Regions from separate parts of the Homo sapiens genome. Here region 1 is linked to region 2. A link is an interaction called in ENCODE POLR2A ChIA-PET data of the cell type or tissue named here. Cell type or tissue: B cell. All regions are shown on one strand. Region 1 overlaps PRICKLE1 (prickle planar cell polarity protein 1). Region 2 overlaps PPHLN1 (periphilin 1).

Region 1 (4,000 bases), 150 kb before region 2:
CGGGGATGGTAGCTCATGCCTGTAATCCCAGCACTTTGAGAGGCCAAGGCAGGCACATCACTTGAGGTTAGGAGTTCAAGGCCAGCCTGGCCAACATGGCAAAACCCCTTCTCTACTAAAAATACAAAAATTAGCCAGGTATGGTGGAGCGCACCTGTAGTCCCAGCTACTCAGGAGGCTGAGACAGGAGAATCACTTGAACCTGGGAGGCAGAGATTGCAGTGAGCCGAGATTGTGCCACTGCACTCCATCCGGGGCTACAGAGTGAGACTCCGTCCCAAAAAAAAAAAAAAAAAAAAAAGAGGAAAAAAAAAAAGAAAGCACACTCTTAAATTGTACCCTTTTCCACTGACACCATCTGACTTCTTCACTTCTCCTTTATCAACTGCTCTAGTCATATGAATGTGTGGCGATAGTGCTGGTCCACAGTGTGACATTGGGCACATCACCTTGGACAAGCCCCACTCACCGTCACCCCTATATCATTCAAGCAGCATACATAGTCTCTTGATTCCATCTGGTAATTCTCCCTTGAATCTAAGCCCTTGTTTCATCCTATTGCCATGCTAGAGACATCATCATCATCATCGTCGTCATCATTATTTTACATTTTTCTAACTGATCTTTCTGCCTCAGCCTCTTTCAGCACTCCTCTAAGCATTTTTTTTTTTTTTTTGGCTTAGAGGAGTGTTTTTAAGGGGGAACAGTGGCCATGGTCACTGTTCCAAAAGGCAATTCTGCTCATGACCTGACTGTGCTAAAATGTGTACCACTTCTCATCAGTGTTCACATGCAAGGCCCTCTGCAAACTGGTCCCAGTCGGCTCCTCCAGGACTCTCTATCCAATTTCCCCATGTGCACTCTCAGCCACACAGAACCTCTCACCACTCTCAAGGCAGAAAAGCTGCTGGGTACATCTTCCCCACTCCTAAGTGACACTTCCATCACTTTTTTGCACTGTGTATTACTATTCACTTTCCAGCTCCAGATCAGATGTCCTCTGTGAAGTTTCTCTTAATTCCCCCAAACAAACCTCAACCTCTGCCCCCGCCAACTCCTCAGCATTTTCTTCAAACCTCATTCATACCTCCATTCTGTAACTTATTGCATCAGCATACAAGCATACAGTTGTCCCTCTCCCCTACCAGGTTGTAAAGCTTTTCAAATACAGCATTTAAAAAAAAAAGAAAAAAGATTTTTGTTACTCTAAGGTCTAGAAAAGTGCCAAGAAATACCCATGAATCGTGAATGCACCTCTGGCCTGAGTTTTTGCCTACACATTCTACCGGCTGAGCTTAATCCACTTCAGAGGTTTCATTAAGATACAGCCACTTTAGCTTCACAATGAATACATTAGCATTTTGTAATCCTAGAGCACTCTGCTCCATGTTTCCAAACACGTAAGATCCCTTAATTCTGTTTTCAACAGAAGACAGCTCAAATGCCCTATATTACCTTCTTGGAAAGAGGCATTCATCTCCTCTTTGTCTTTTGCAATGGATTTTGGTCCATTGATCATAATGACATATGACATCTATTTCAACACTTAGTATGTGGCAAACATGGTGCTTTGTATGTATTATCACTTTTACTGCCTACATCAACAACATTATGATGTAGGTGGTTCTGTTCCCTCAGTTTTGGAGAACAGGAAATGGAGGCACAGAAAGATGACATAACTAGTCTGAGGATGTAGGGAAAAAAAAAAAAAAGCAAACAAAGCTGCTTTTGCTATTCTCTCACTCACAACAATCAATACAGAAGACTTCTGGGACCTCTGGTCACCAGGAAGTGTGTGGAAATTTCTCCCTGCCAACAACCAGTCAATCAGTTCTGCAGTGGCCACCAGCTGCAGAATTGTCCTCGAATTCAATTCAATTCTGACACTCCTGCTACCTGGAGAGAACAGCAGATCCCATAGGTTAAGGGCTCAGGCCCACAGGACTTCTTTCCCCACTTTCAAGGCCAGTAGCAAGCCCCAAGTTGTTTTACCTGTGCTTCTGACTGACCAGCTCTATATTGGGGTTCCCTCGACCCTCTCCTTGGGTTTGACTAATTTGTTAGTACTGGCTCGCAGAACTCAGGAAAAGACTGACTTACTTTTATCAGTACATTTGTATAAAGGATATCACAAAGGATCAAGATGAAGAGATGCACAGGGCAAGGCACCTGCAAAGGAGAATGGAGCTTCGATGCTCTACTGCCCTTCAGGAACCTCCATGTGTTCAGCTATCGGGAAACTCTCTGAACCCAGTCCTTTTGAGCTTTTATCATTATGTAGGTATGATTGATTAAATTTACTAAGTTGGTGAAACCCCTTCCCCAGTGGCTGGGGAGTGTGGCTCAAAGTTCTAACTCTCTGATCCTGCCTTGGTCTTTCCAGTGACCAGCCTAGAAGCTGAAGCTACCCAGCGGCTGCCAGCTAGCAGTCATCTCATTAGCATACAAAAAAGACTATCATGTTGGAATCATGTGAAATCACGTTGGACATTCCAAGGATTTTAGGAGTTGTGTGCCAGGAAACCTGGACAAAGACCAACTATACATTTCACGATGTCAGAACGAGTAAGTGGCAAAGCTGGCACCAAGGCTGGATGACTCCAGAATTCGTGTCCTTAACCACTATGCCTCACTATCTTCCAAAAAAACAAATATTCTAAAGACAATCATAACTGATATACAGGGATTTTTAAATAAATGTAAATATTTAAACAGTGATTTGCCGGGTGTGGTGGCTTACACCTGTAATCCCAGCACTTTGGGAGGCCGAGGCTGGTGGTTCATGAGGTCAGGAGTTCAAGACCAACCTGGCCAAGATGGTGAACCCCCATCTCTACTAAAAATACAAAAATTAGCCGGGTGCGGTGGCAGGCACCTGTAATCCCAGCTACTCAGGAGGCTGGCAGGAGAATCGCTTGAACCCAGGGGGTGGTGGTTGCAGTGAGCCAAGATCGCGCCACTGCACTCCAGCCTGGGTGACAGAGTGAGACTTCATCTCAAAAATAAAATAAAATAAAAATACAGTGATTATTACCAACAATTTTTACCCTGTGGTTTAATTTTGGTCCTTTGATTATTTCAGGTCCTTTGATTATTTCAGGAAAACTTTAAATCTACCATTGGATTAGTAGGAAAAATATTCTGAAAAAACAATCAAGATTACATAGCTAAAATGTAGATGCTTGGACTTACTGTCCTTTTATTTTTCTATAATATGCAGTGCTTCAAGACAGCCTTGATTGTTATAATCAAATATTGTATACAAAACAACACTTTGTAGAGCTGCTGGCTTGTACATGTGCTTGCTGTTTCAAATTACCTGTATTGCACAGGCCATTTTAATGGAAAGAAAATTAGCTTAAAGATAGGAAGTGCCTTATTAGCTCAGTAAAGCCATGGTCTGTTCAATTAAAGTGTTAACAAATATTTCAGAGGAAAGAATGTTTAGGGTCATAAATGAATTCAACACAGTTGTTCCTAAGCACTTACTATTTACCTGGGAATGTGTACTGTGTTTGGTGCTTTGAAGATAAATGTTATTTACAAAACACCTAGCTAATAAAACCTTGCTTCAGAATGCTGTGTTTGACATCAAAGATCTTTATACTGAACTTTATGGTTGACAAGGTTTAATTTCATTTAAGTATGGGATAGGAGAGTCTTACTGGATAAGTCTGTATATAGATATAAGTGACAGGTATCCAAATCACCTGTTCTGACTGTGTTTATAGCTGCATTTCCACCTGTACTGTATAATGTGACCCAGATTTTTTACCCTTTAATGCACCCATATGGCTCTTATTTGTAACTGTGCATCTGTTAAGCCATCTGAAATACTGAGTTTGCATGTCTGTGAAAATTCATTGCTGCTACCAGTCTTCCTTCTTTCCTTTCTTGGTCGTTTGAAGACTCAAGAGAAGTAGTTAATATCAGTCTATTCTTTCAAACCACAAACTTTGGAAACAGATGCACTAGTGTGAAAAAGTTTGTTGACATAACT
Region 2 (4,000 bases):
TCAGACAAAAAAAAAAAAAAAAAAAGAAAGAAAAAATTTTAAGGGTCTTAGATGGTATCTGGCTAATTTTGGATATGTCTGTGCATGTGAGCATTCATTAGTGCTTAGAGTAGGGGTGTCCAATCTTTTGGCTTCCCTGGGGTGTGCTGGAAGAAGAATCATCTTGGGCCACACATAAAAGACACAAACAGTAACAATAGCTGGTAAGCTTAAAAAAAAAAATCGCAAAAAAGCCTCATGTTTTAAGAAAGTTTACAAACTTGTGTCAGGTTGCATCCAAACCCATCCTGGGCTGCACGCGGCCTGCAGGACGGGGGTTGGACAAGCTTGGCTTACAGATTGTTTATCTTCTTAAGGTTTTTTTTATGTGGTAGGGATGGGGTATATAGAAGCAAAAGAAAAAATACTTGTATACTTGTTAACATTAATCTCCACAATAAAACTTTCAGTTACCCAGAACTGTCCCAAGCACATTTTGGACAATCAGATATATATATGGAAGTGGCTTATTTATTTACTTATTTATTTATTTATTTTTAGAGACATAGTCTCGTTCTGTTGCCCAGGTTAGAGTGCAGTGGCGTGATCACAGTTTACTGCAGGTTCAACCTCCTGGGCTCAAGCAATCCTACCTCAGCCTTCTGAGTAGCTGAAAATACAAGCATACATCACCATACCCAGCTAATTTTTAAATTCTTTTTTGAGAGACAGGGGTCTCACTATGTTTGCCCAGGCTGGTCTCAAACTCCTGGGCTCGAGTAATCTTTCCACCTTGGCTTCCCAAAGTGCAAGGATTACAGGCATGAGCTGCTGTGCCCAGCCTGTGTTTGTTTTAAATCCTTAAAATAACCTTCTTATCTCCTGCATCATCATTAATATACCTGTATCCAAAAATATGTTTTTTGGGAAGCCCCACTCTATCTATCTCTGCAAAGAGTAGACAATAAATGTTTGCTAAACTCAAGAATCTTGCAACAGCTTCAAGGGAAGACAATCTGATGACTCCAAATGGTTTTCCATCACTTTCATCATGTAAGAGGCAAAGGCTGTTAAATTAAAACTCTTATTATTTGAAAAAAAGACAGTTAATGAGAAGGACGTTGAAAAGGAAATATCCTGGACTTTTCTGATTTCTGCACCTTGGCTCATAATTCCTTCTAACTAGAAGACAATTCTTTACTTGTAGAAATCTGAAATAAGGCTGAGCCCAATGTCATCTCCTTTATGACATGTTCTTACATCCTCAGAGTGTGAATTAATTTTTCTCACCTTGACATGCTCATGTCAACTCATTTATGACATATCAATTATTGTATCAAAGTTATATATAAACATATTGATAAAGTTGGTATTAGCTGGTGAGAAATATAAACATATATTCTAGTTCCCTAGTGACAGGGACATCATTGTATAATATTAACACAGTGCCTTGCACATAGAAGGCACAAGGAACTGTTATGTGAACGAGCTCTACTGCAGGCTGCAGAGTCTAGAAAGATAAGAATGCTTTCTCTAGAAAAGTAGTTGTGTCATTAATTTATTCAAACACATACTAAGCAACTCAGCCAGCATGACATGCTAAGATTGTACAGAATGTCATGTAGGTTCAGGCATGACAAATTAAACATAAAAATAAAATAAAATAAAAATAAAAATAAAATAAAATTGGGGGTTGGAAAAGAGTAAGAGAGGTTTTCACTCTAAATTTTACAAGGCTGGCCAGGAGCAGTGGCTCACACCTGTAATCCCACCACTTTGGGAGGCAGAGGTGGGCGGATCACGAGATCAGGAGTTTGAGACCAGCCTGACCAACATGGTGAAACCCCGTCTCTACTAAAAACACAAAAATTAGCCGGGCATGGTGGTGCACACCTGTATTCCCAGCTACTCAGGATGCTGGGGCAGGAGAATCACTTGAATCCGGGAGGCGGAGACTGCAGTGAAACAAGATCGTGCCACTACACTCCAGCCTGGGAGACAGAGCGAGACTCTGAAAAAAAAAAAAAAAAAACCTTTTACATGCTGAAGAAATTAAAGGTAAGTGTCATGCAGAATGCCACTTCAAATAGTTTGAAAAAAATGTGTGTGTATGGTGTTTGTTATACTATTCTACCATCTTTTCTGTAAGTTTGAAATTTTTCAAAATAAAAAGTTTAAAAAATAAATCTCTTACACCTAGAAGGAAATCTGACTCAGTACATTCTCATCAGAGGAGACTGTGAGAGAAAAAAATAAAGTCTTAAAATACATACTTCTATGTTGAGACTGATGGAAAGAGTATGATTTGCTCCTTTCTGGAGAGTAGCTTCTGCTACTGACACTGGAACCAGATCTGCTGTGTGGAGAATCCTTTCGGCCAACAGGTGATTCTCTGAAAAAAGTATTGTCCCTTTTATAAGGAGACCGCTCTCTCGCATAATGGGAAGAGTAGAAACTTTTTCTTCTAAAGCCATCTCTCATGTCCCTTTGAAAAAAAAAAAAACATAAAATAAGTTAATTATACTCTATCCTCTATATACAAGCACAATGGCAAAAGCTCTGCTTATAAGCTACCCTTTAAATTGTACTCTTGGGGCCGGGTGCGGTGACTCACGCCTGTAATCCCAGCACTTTGGGAGGCCGAGACGGGCAGATCACGAGGTCAGGAGATGGAGACCATCCTGGCTAACACGGCGAAACCCCATCTCTACTAAAAATACAAAAAAAAAAAAAAAAAAAATTAGCTGGGCGTGGTGGCAGGTGCCTGTAGTCCCCAGCTTCTTGGGAGGCTGAGGCAGGAGAACAGCGTGAACCTGGGAGGCGGAGCTTGCAGTGAGCCCAGATCGCGCCACTGTACTCCAGCCTGGGCAACAGAGCGAGACTGTCTCAAAAATAAAGAAAAAAAAATTTGTACTCTTGGTTCTCTTTTTCTATCACTACCTAACTGTTGAAGTCAGCTAACAAAATGAAACAGTATCAGTGAAATATGATTTAGAATGTACCCTTTTTCAGTTTGGAACAGAACCAGGTGGCTAATGCAAAAGTTATTTTATTTTAGGCAAGCACAAATTCTAAAATGTAAAAAACATACTGTCATATAGTTTCCATTTCTCTTTGCCATTAACAATACACCACACAGCTACCACATTCTCAAAAACACTTAGAAATGCCAAAGATTTCCCAAGTAAGACATTTCATGGCCAATTATCCCCTTCTAAGTATAGAAACTACTGGTTTTCAAGGTATATGCAATTTGCCCACCCACCCCCAGGACAATGTGGCATTGTCTAGAGGTATTTTTGATTATCATAACTGGGGAGGAGAGTACCATTGATGGGTAGGGACCAGGAATGCTGCTAATTTCCTACAGTGCCCAGGACATGCCCCCCAACACTACACACCAAAAAACTCTTCAGTCCAAAATGTAAATAATGCCAACACTGAGAAACCCTGCTATATACCTATTAAATTCTTGCTGAGTGTGCATCCTCAGTACATAGATTGTTGCCCATCTCTAAATAACTACTTTTTATAAATCACCTCTACTTTTATAAATTAAATTTCTTTATTGAGAAATACCATCAACTCAAAGCACCAAGTAAGCCCTAGTAGTAAAACCTTATAAAGCAAAACCATTTTAAAATGTCAAACCAAATCAAAATTACTAAATGAAACCATCATCAACTAAGCCTCTAATAAAAGAACACTTAAGAGTCAAACAGGTTTTAATCCATGATTTAACAAATGTACTGCAACATTAAAGAATACTAAATTTCAGACAGAAGAGTGCTAAGAGACATACCAATAGCATACAATTTCAAGTGCTTGGAAAATCATTTCAGCATCTTGATTGGCAGTCCATAGGATATAAACAGGCTGTTGTCCTAAAGTTCATTTGAACACTAGCTGATTAATACCCCAAATATATTGTCCCTTCAGACACAAGTAAGTTTCCCTGGGAAAAAGCAGAAAATAGCTTAAATTCATTTATGGTAAATGAACTGGTATAGAACACTAATAA

Evidence for each region. Peaks named below come from ENCODE experiments on the same cell type or tissue, not always from the same donor. Only the 100,000 strongest peaks of a DNase experiment are listed, where the experiment ranks them.
Region 1: POLR2A ChIA-PET joins it to region 2 with 5 read pairs; 2 of 35 experiments call an interaction of 5 or more read pairs at or near these places.

The regions. Positions count from the first base shown.
Region 1 is chr12:42,523,430-42,527,429 of GRCh38, reverse strand. The region is part of intron 1 of PRICKLE1 (prickle planar cell polarity protein 1); the gene reads left to right. Among named protein-coding and RNA genes, the nearest start is that of PRICKLE1, 64 kb to the left of the region's middle. In B cell, no CTCF peak of the experiment used is centred here; no DNase peak of the experiment used is centred here.
Region 2 is chr12:42,373,327-42,377,326 of GRCh38, reverse strand. It overlaps PPHLN1 (periphilin 1), which reads right to left. Exons shown (of 10, transcript NM_201439.2): 5 at 2,253-2,464. Among named protein-coding and RNA genes, the nearest start is that of PPHLN1, 49 kb to the right of the region's middle. In B cell, no CTCF peak of the experiment used is centred here; no DNase peak of the experiment used is centred here; H3K27ac peaks cover 530 bases.